Regions from separate parts of the Homo sapiens genome. Here all the other regions are linked to region 2. Evidence: chromatin contacts called from ENCODE Hi-C data. All regions are on one chromosome and are shown on one strand. Each heading gives the region's core, a stretch centred on a gene start or an enhancer-like site at or near the end of the contact. The rest is flanking DNA. Distances are from core to core; before and after follow the strand shown. Region 1 has its middle 70 kb from the start of SH3GLB1. Region 2 overlaps CLCA4-AS1 (CLCA4 antisense RNA 1). Region 3 has its middle 53 kb from the start of SH3GLB1.

What was found. Hi-C counts contacts between places; a loop is a spot of excess contacts on that map. Pooled maps may share reads with other maps.
Region 1: a map with no recorded cell type shows a loop between it and region 2 (7-fold over the local background). The contact joins two enhancer-like sites. A Hi-C loop is called at or near these places in 3 of 37 single-sample maps with no recorded cell type and 1 of 50 pooled maps.
Region 3: a pooled map shows a loop between it and region 2 (4-fold over the local background). The contact joins two enhancer-like sites. A Hi-C loop is called at or near these places in 4 of 37 single-sample maps with no recorded cell type and 7 of 50 pooled maps.

Annotation. Positions count from the first base shown.
Region 1 is chr1:86,772,879-86,776,318 of GRCh38, forward strand. No RefSeq gene overlaps it. Among named protein-coding and RNA genes, the nearest start is that of SH3GLB1, 70 kb to the left of the region's middle. RefSeq lists an enhancer at 734-1,933. Within about 2 kb of position 1,558, at least 20 of the 41 ENCODE cell types and tissues checked have a DNase peak (open chromatin) inside an H3K27ac peak, as active enhancers do.
Region 2 is chr1:86,615,321-86,618,770 of GRCh38, forward strand. All of the region lies in intron 4 of CLCA4-AS1 (CLCA4 antisense RNA 1), which reads right to left. Among named protein-coding and RNA genes, the nearest start is that of CLCA4, 70 kb to the left of the region's middle. RefSeq lists an enhancer at 1,904-1,953. Within about 2 kb of position 1,756, at least 4 of the 41 ENCODE cell types and tissues checked have a DNase peak (open chromatin) inside an H3K27ac peak, as active enhancers do.
Region 3 is chr1:86,756,332-86,759,432 of GRCh38, forward strand. No RefSeq gene overlaps it. Among named protein-coding and RNA genes, the nearest start is that of SH3GLB1, 53 kb to the left of the region's middle. Within about 2 kb of position 1,285, at least 7 of the 41 ENCODE cell types and tissues checked have a DNase peak (open chromatin) inside an H3K27ac peak, as active enhancers do.

The DNA.
Region 1 (3,440 bases), core at 308-2,807, 160 kb after region 2:
AAAAGAAAAACACAGTATTTCTGCCTTCGAAGAGCTCACAGATTACAGGTAAATCCAGGGTATATACACATACAATCTCAGTTATGATGGCTGCCAGGCTAACCACCTTCCTAGTGATTTAGGCTGCTGAAAGTCTTAGAAAAGGACTGTAAAATCTCCTAACATAAAAAGTGGCTAAAAGAGGTATTAGGAGTTGATCACTTGGCTCCCCTCTCTGGGTCTTGCCCAACTCTAGCCACAACGACAAGCATCCAAGTTAAATTCTCACTTCCAAATCTAATACCTGCTTGAAGAACTTCCCAGTTGCCTCTTAGCTTTGCTTCATGGCACATTCCTGGTAAATCAAAATTCTAAACAAATTTATCCTGTCAACAAGGGACTATTTACCACTCCATAAATCAACCCAGATTTTTCATCCTGCTCTACTATATACGATGGGTAAAGTATTCTAGGTGATCTTTGAGCATTTTATCTTTTTCTTGAGAGAGGCAGATTTGGGGCACGATTCTGAATCTTCTGGGGCAGGCAGGTGCTCTCAGACTTTGGTTTTGATGTAGTGGTGATAGCTGTGGTCTTCACTGCGCTACAGGCCAGCTGACAAGGATGTTGCTCTCCTTCCAACCTGGGGCTCTTGGTTATCCTTGAAGGAGAGGAAGTGAAATCTTCTTATTTTAATGACCTAATCAGAGGAGCTGAATCAAAACACCATTTGGCAATACCTCAGTACATGATTCTCTAAGGCTCACAAAAAAGTTTTGAAGGAAAGGGTAGTTTGTACTTTCTATCTAAATAAACATTTTCTGAAGTCACAGTACAAAGAGTAGACTACAAGTCCTAATGACCATGGATATCATATACAAAACAAGATTAGTACCTGAGCTTAGGAGGGAGTATTTGTACTTACAACATCTAAAATATCAAATTAATGAGTCAGAACTTTGGCCTTCATTCTATCTGCCTTTGTAAAACATATCTCAGACTTCTCAGGGTAAACTTGATCTGATTCAAACTGGAAACAAGGTATCTCCTGGCCGAGATCTTCTCCTTTCAGATTAAACAGTCTGAAAGGAAAAATGGGATCTTCCCCATTTTAAGAGAATAAACATGTGTCTCTGAGGGGAAAAGAAAATGAAAACATTCTATCAACCAGCACAGCACACTGAGGAAGAGCCAGGTGCAAGCTCAGGGCAACAAGACACGTTTTCTCATTCTCCTTCACTGCCACCATCCTTTCCCAACCCCTGCACTCCCTCTGTCCCCCTCCATCCCCATTAAAAAACAGCAACAAACCGCTATGATTAATGACTAAAGAATAAGAGCAGGTGTACAATCTTTATACATTTTAGATTTGGATCAAATTCACTCTTCTCAATTCCTCTTCCTAAAGCCCCACCAATAATCCTTTGCCATCTGCCCCTCCTCCCCTTTCCTTTCTGAGGCTGCTAATGAAAGTGGGGTGGCCAGGACTGAAGAAGGACTTGAGCTGGCTGTCTCTGATTGACTCCTAGCTATCTCATGCCCCCGCTTCCTGCTGGCAGAAAGCAATGCAAAGTGACTGCTGTAGGAGCAGCTGCTGAAGCTCATTTCCCTCCCCCGATGCCTGTCACATTCTTGGGCAATATTTCAGAAGCTTACTCATCCTGCCACTCACTTCCCCCGCCCCCATACCCCTGCCCCCAAACAAGACATTAGGAAGGAAACATGAGAGATTTTATTTTAGCCTAATTGAGCAACAGCCCTTACTTCATCTTGAGTAAGATAAATGGGCTGTCCAACTTCACTTCTCACTTTATCTGTAATGAGGTTTCTCTCTCAACTGTTTACCAAAGTATTAAAAAGCACTTTGTAGCGCCGGCTGGTATATTCCATCAAAGAGAGTCAATAGAACAGATGAAGACATATGAGAAAGTCAGGAGATAAGGTGCCTTTTATGAAAGTTCAGATTCCAGACCTATTAAAAAGAACCGCTTCCCCCTCTGTGAATTCAGGGACAAAAAAAACAACCTTTTCCTCTTTGGCAGTAAGGTGGTTTCTCATAGGGTAGGACAGCACCTGGCAGGTTTTCCCAGAGTCTGATCGAGGTGAATAATTAATTGTAGTCATTAATGTCCGGGTGGTAAGAAATTGCCAGAATTGTAAGATCCTAATAGGCCATTAGCATCTCTATACTGGATGCACTTTAGTGGACTCTTCCTCTGACCAGCAGCGATGAAACACTGTTCTGTTCTTGCTCAGGCTCTGTCTCCAGCTATTCTGGAAGAGTCGGTCACATTCAGATGTTGAAAGGTACAAGATAGGGAGTCCGAGGAGCAGACCCTGCTCAAGATTTTGACACTAAATGCTGTGTGACCTTAAATGAGCCATTAAATCTCACCACTATATAATTTCTTCCCTTACAAAGTAGGGAGGAACTATCTCATGCTGATAACTGTTCTGATAGGAAATCTGTTTTGATATATTGTGATTTTTACCTAAGAATTAAGTATGGATATTTTGTTGCATTATAGCCTCAGTCCTGTTTGTAGCTGTCATTCAACAGTATGAGGGCCTACTATGCCTGTACTTGTGGTAGGGAGGAAGACAAGACATATAAACCTGCAAAGTGAAATAAAAGGCACAGCCCTGTTGGAATGGGAAGCCAAATTTCTACTCCTCATTCAAAACCTCATGAAATATCTCTCCCTGACTGCCTCCCCAGCTATCTTGGCAAACAGTGCATTCCATAGAAGATCAGGGCCTTTATCACCTCGTGCAGTCATCTGTCTTTTCAACCTCCTCTGACAGCCTGTTATCTTCTAAAAGAAAGGACAGTGTCCTGCTCATTTCCTTATTCCCCCATCCCTAGCATAGTTCCTGAAATATGGTAGGCATGCAATATTTCTACATAAGTAAATGGATGGAGTGAATAATAAATGCCAAATACAGACCATAAGATACAAAAGAGAGGCAGCCATGGTGGACAGAGCCCTGAAATAGGAGCCAGAAGATCAGGGTGCAAATCATCAACTTATTATTCCATGAAACTCTGACTTTGGGCTCTCTGTGACCCAGTGTCCACATCTGAAAAGTGCTAATGCCCAAACCAAACAGGGTTATTGTGGGAATTAGGTAAAATGCTCTAAACAAAATTTAGCTCCCTTATCTTGTATTCCTTTTCCCTAAATAGTTGGAATACAACACTGGAGTCCAAGTTGCAACCCGAGGTGCAACTACAGGTTTCTAGGTTATCCAAGAAGGAAGAAGTTGTAAACCACAGGAGTAGATGAATTCTCAAGGAGAAAATGAAGAGAAAGAGGCTGATAACAATATCCAAAGGAATATACACAATTACAGGGCTGCAGAGATCATGAGCTAAAGAAAAGACTGAAGAAAGACGACATTGTATCATGCATCTAATTCAAGAACAGTATGGTGAAATCTACGGAATGTCATAACAAGGT
Region 2 (3,450 bases), core at 506-3,005:
ATGTTTGAGATACCCATCAGCCATCCAAGTAAAGATGTTCAGTAGATAATAGGTTATGTCAATCTGGAATTTCAGGTACACATCAAGTCTGAGAGTTATCAGCCTATAAATGGTATTTACAACTACAGATTGGATGAAAACACCTTAGGGAGAGAATGTATCTAGCTAGAGCCCTGGATGGGGAGAGGTCTCTAAACTTGGCAGGATACAACAAAGTTGTATGAGAATAATGATCAGGAGGTCCATAAATAATCCTAAATATTTCATGATGTATTGCATTTAAATACAGAAAAACATACAAGAACTTTAAAGGGTAAAATTGACCCAACTTTACTTGAAAATTCTGAGTATTAAACTGCAAATAAGTCATAAATAAAGGAAACATATTTATAAAAATGAAATTTAATGATAGCATTCAGTACACACTCCATGCCTCGCATTATATAAGCACTTGGAGAATGAGATGAGTGGGAAGACTTCTCTCATGAAGTTTTGAACTCATCCTTCCATTCATTCTATCAAGAAATACTTAGCCAATTCTTTTGAGGTAACTGATACATGCTTAAGTAATGGGTATATGTCTGTGAACAAGACAGACATACTTATGAAATTCAATGGAAAAGATAGCATTAATTGATAGCATTGATAGATGGATAAAAAAGATAGAATATACCACTCAAGTGCAAAGTATAGGATGCTATGGGCACTTTTATATCAGGGAGAACTAACATAATCAAGGAGTCATAGAAAGTTTCTCGGAAGTAAATTTTTAGCTAAAAATTTAAAGAAGGAATGAGTAGAGAGTCACCAAGAGTGTAGAAAATAATGCCCAAGGCAAAACGAACAGCAAGTGTAAAAAGTTTGAGAAGAGAGCCTCAAGCAGTTGAGAAATAGAAAGAATAATCTGACCAGAGTAAGAGATGAGACTGAAGAATTAAGTATTCGGGCTGTGATAAGGTGGGGTCCTTGCAAGTCTCACTAAGGATTTTAGACTTTATCATAAGGTAACTGGGAATAACACAGTAAGAACTTGTTTACCAAAGCTCACTACTGTAAGTGATATAATATATACAACTAAAAATGTCTGTAGAATCACAGAGGAGGGAAAGACCAACTGGTCAGGTGGGCTTCCCAAGAAGCAGCATTTTAGTCAAACTTTGAAGAATCTGAGAGATTCTACCAGGCAGCAAAAGAGAAAGGGCATTACAGAAAGAGGGAATGACAAGGACAAAGGCACAACTAACTTTAAAAAAAAAAAAAAAAAAGAGCTGGGCATGCTGGGAACAGGAGAAACCATAAAGTATAGCATTGTAAAGTGACATGAGCACAGTGAGAAATAAGGCTAAGAGGCACATTCCTAACATTTGTGTACAAATGGTATAATGTGGCACAAGGAACATATGTTTAAATATTTAAAAGTTATAAATCATGTTAACAAACAAAATTTGTTCTCCTCTCTACGTATCTTCAAATTCAAAATATGGTGGATGACAAGATGTGGAGTACAGGTAAATATGATAAATTTACTTTTATACAGGCCTTTAATTTATACTTAACAGTCCAAGTATTATATCTTTATAGGAGTTTAACAAGTCACTCCAGTTCTAAATCAAAGTTCATGAACTGTATTAGTCAATTTTCAAACTGCTATAAAGTTACTACCTGAGACTGGGTAATTTATGAACAAAAGAGGGTTAATTGACTCACAGTTCTGCATGGGTGGGGAGGTCTTACAATCATTGCGAAAGGGGAAGTGTCACCTTCTTCACAAGGCAGCAGGAAAGAAAGAGTGAAAGAGGAAGTGCCACTTTTAAAACCATCAGATCTTATGAGAACTCACTCACTAGCACTAGCACAGCACAGGGGAAACTGCTCCCATGATCCAGTCACCTCCCATTAGGTCCCTCCCTCAACACATGAGGATTACAATTTGGATTACAATTCAAGATGAGACTTGGGTGGGGACACAGAGCCAAACCATATCATGAACCTTATGATTAAAGTTACATAAATCTTATCAGAAAACAATAATTAACAGTAAACTTCTGGGTTCTAGGACCAGTCTTTTTAATGATTCCAGTAATTACTGCATATCTGATATGAATAATTAGATATGAACACAAGACTGTATAAGACTGGAAAGTTTTCAGACTCTATTAAATAGGTGAAAATGGAAAACTGCCACTGAGTGCGGTTAGCTCCACTAGAATCTTACAGGGACTTACAATGGTATCTAAACAAATTCTTTACTATGCAAATTCATTTATTTAATGTTTCTACTCCCTTATCATGCTGTTTTCCATAGCACAAAATTAGGTGTCCAGCTTTTAGGCCTTTTTGATGTTTTTAGAATGTTTTTGAATTTTTTATTGATATATCATAGTTGTATATATTTTTGAGGTACATATTTTCATACATGTATACAATGTGTAATGACCAAATCAGAGTAATAGGGATATCCATTACCTCAAACATTTATCTTTTATTTGTGTTGAGAACACTACAATTCTTCTCTCCTAGCTTTTTGAATTATATAATAAATTAATGTTAAGTATAATTTCTCTATAGTACTATTAAATAAAATAATTCATTCCTTCTATCTAAACAGTATTTTTGTACCCATTAACCAATTTTGCCTTAATTCCAGTCATATCTTCTTAACCTTTCCCTGAGTCAAAGTTCATTTCTCTCTCTTCTCCGAACACCAACTCACTTATTTTAACACTTAAATTAACTATTTATATATATAGTTTATACGTAAACTGTATATAAATAGTTATACATAGTTTATAAATAGTTTACATATAAACTATATATAATTTATTTTAATGTTAAAGTGAGTGAGTTGGTGTTCAGAGAAGGGAGAGAATACACTATGTGTGTGTGTGTGTGTGTGTGTGTGTGTGTGTGTGTGTGTGTGTGTGTGTGTGTGTATGGAAACTAAATTCCAAAAAGGGAAAAACTGTTCCTAGAGGAGGCATGGGCATAAAGATAGGGTGTGTTTTAAGCAGAGGAACTCTGCTAAAGTAAGGCAAAGCCAGCAGAACTTTTAACAACCATGCACACTGGTATGACAGATTGGAATCTATAGGAGCCCCAAATGCAGAGGTAATCCTGCCTACCTTTCAATTATCTCCATGAGACTTTTGTTGAGTAAGTAGCAGCACAACAGGCTGGTGGCTGGGCTGGAAAGCAAAAGTCTTAAAGCCCTTAGGTCTCAAAATCCTTTTAGAGGGGGAGCCCTGTAATACACACAGAACAGGTAACATTCTCTAGATATTTGAAACTAGAGGTGAACTGAAACTACCTAGAGCTGCAACTCAGCACTGACTCAGCTTGACTCCTCACAAAGAAAGGGCACACTTTTCCTGGGAGGAAATAATACTTATTTGAATCTCTATAATTATTTTAAAAACAATGAGGTTTAAGCATATAAATTTTAAAATGTCA
Region 3 (3,101 bases), core at 35-2,534, 140 kb after region 2:
GTATTGACAATGGGCTGAGAACCCCCTTCTCAGTGTAAGCAGGGACTCTTTCTAACCTCTCCCTGGTATAGGAAATGAGCACCTCTTCCATTCTGTCTCCAGTCTACTTAGCTCTGTCAGTAACTTGTCCAAAGCTTCTTTGGAAACTCAGTTGATTGGAAAACAGAGTACATTTTATATAATATAAATGGTGATGAGGCTCTTAGGTCAGTGCACCAAAGCCTACTTAATCTGCAATGTGCCTGAAAATTGATGGTGCAGCCGAACCCAGAACAGTGCAGAGTTGTTGAAGACCCCTAAATTTCTCCAAGCCCAGGCTTTTTTATGCTCCTCTAGTTCCAGGGCAGTAACCAGCATGTAGTAGGAAATAATACTAGCTCGTGTTTTTTGAGCACTTACAATGTGCTTGACGGCACTGTACACCCATGATCCCATTGGACCCCCAAGGCAGCTCTAGGCAGTAAGCACAATTGTTAGCCTCAAGTAACTGAGGCGTAGAGAAGTTAAGTGACTTCCCAAGGTCACAGAGGTGACAAGTGATGGAGGATTAGAACCCAGGCAGTCTGGATCCAAAGTCAGTGTGACCAACCACCTGTGGGCCTTTAGTTGCCTGAAAGCGGGGAAGAGGACCCGAGGCTGGGCTGAGGCTCTGCTGTGTAGTCAGCTCCCACAATGCACACATGGAAATCACACACACAAGCAGGTGGGGAGTGGGCTGGACAGGAGGTCTGGTGAATCCCTCCACAAAGGTGAGGGAGAATATGACAGAGACATCCACACAAGCTTCGGTGCCTCTAGAAGAGGAGGAGGTCCGTGAACAGGAAGGTGTCCGTGGGGTGGGCCAGGGAGAAGACAGAGCTGCTTGGACTGGAGAACAAACAGCTTGCTCCATTCTCCACAGTTTCTACTGCTGCTTTGAGGCATGACCTTGGGCAAGTTCGTCCCCTTCTGCGTAATAGTTCCCACCTCTAGAGTCTTTGTGCGGATTAAGTGAAATAACTCACTTTGCACGGTGCCTGGTGCCCACTCACTGAGAACATCCTCTTGTGATTAGGACCATTATCATTACATCAGAATGTCATTTGACTCTGAACACAGCCAAAGCCCACGAAAAAGCCTTTCGCAATTGGCCTTGCTAAGACAGGCTTGAGGGTAAGGAGGTTTTGCCCCCTACACTGGACACAGCGCTGAAAGGCAGCCGCAGGACCCCACCTCCCTTGCCTCTGCTGATGAGGGCCGTAGTTCCAGTTTCCTTTCCCTGCCAAGCCCTTACCAGCACCACCAACAAGAGGCGTAATAAACTGGCTTGAGTCCCACCTCTTCATTTCCGCTTCTCTACTCTCAGCAGCTAGGGCTAAGAAGCTGTGAAATGAAGGAATGCCCGTTGGCAAGAAGAAAATAGTCACCAAGCCAAGCAGGCCCTGAATAATCAGGCTGCAGAACCGGCCATAATTTACTATAAAACAGTCTCTACTGGTGACGAGTGGTGGGGCAAGAACAGAGGAGAGAAAACAGATGCCCCTTGAAGTTTTTCACCAAAAATCTAATAAGCCATGACTTATGAATGCGATGGTGTTTTGCAATCCACACTGCAATTCTTCACAATGTCTAGGTCCACAGCCAGCTCTCTGTGCTGAGAGGAAGGTTGCTATCTATACTACCACTGGCAAAACAAAAACAAACAAAACTAAAGGCAAGATGGTTGGGTCCTAAACTTAACACTTAGTTTCCCCATTTCTGTTATATATTAGCTGAGGAGGCATTTGGAAGACCCCACAAAGACATTATATGTAAATCAATAACAATTTTTGTTTTATGTTCAAACCATGAACACTGACTAGCTAATTTTCATGGCATCCCTATAAGTGAGTTTTATGATCCTGCTCCAGTTCAATTCTTCTTCAATACTATAATCAGCTTAGATGATTTTTTCATGTATTTCCATAAAATGATTTTTGCCAGCACCTTACATTTTCATCAGATTTTCTTGTCGTAGCTGGATACGGCTGGCACAGACAGTTAAGTGTTGTGAAATGGAGCGGACTGACAAGGATGGAGAATCAAACAAGGCATTGGCATGGGCCAACGTGGAGGGCTGCAGGGAGCAGGCAAGGGGGCATGACCTGGCTAGAAGTGCCTGGGAGAACAGCCTAGTGTTTGTCAGCACAATCTACAAAAGCAATAGCATAGATTAAAAAGCAGGAGCCCAAGCAAGGGTCTTAATAGCTGAGGATATAGGACATTTGACCGCTGTAGAGGATTGTCTCCAAAAAGTGGGTAGACACACCCCTTACTCTTACCTCTATGAGAGGAGTGTCCTTGGCTGCCCCATTGATGGTGGGCTCGGCTACATGCCTTGCTTGGTCCTATGGGATGTTGGGATGTTAGTAGGCATGATAAGCAGAGGCCTGTAATGTGTTTGCACAGTGGGGCTTGCCCTCTTGGGCTTCTGCCAGCACCATGAGAAATGTCCGCCCTGGTAGCACTAGTTCAAACAGGATGAGAGACCTGTGGAGCAGACCTGGATCACACTCACAGCTCAGAGCAAGCCCAGGTAAACACATTTATCAAGCATATTTTTAATGACTTCTTATCCTTCTAGTTGCAACTTACATGTCACTGTCTCAGAGGTCCCTGCCCTGACTCTCCTCCGGGCTAAATTATGCCCCTGTGTTAATTGTGTTTCAATGAAAGAAAATAATTAATTAGGAAGAAATTATTTGCTTATATGTTTGTTTCTTCCATTAAATTACATTCCTTGAAAGCAAGGAGCATATCTTATATGCTTAATATATTCTAGGGATTGTGCTAGAGTTCAATGAAGTCTATTAGGCTCTTAGTAAATATTTGTAGAATGAAATATAGAAAGCACTCCTGGAGGATGAGGCCACAACTACTACAGTGGTGACACAGAGCTCTTCTCTCAAGGAGCTTTGCATCTACAGGGCCAGACCATCAGCCACTGCACAGTGATAGGCTAGAGCTACTTAAATCCTTTCTCCCTGTGGTCAGAATTGACCTGAGAGACTGAGACAAGGTGTCCAGTTAGCTATTGCCATGGAACAAATTTTGACGAAATTTAGTAGCATCAAAGAACAATT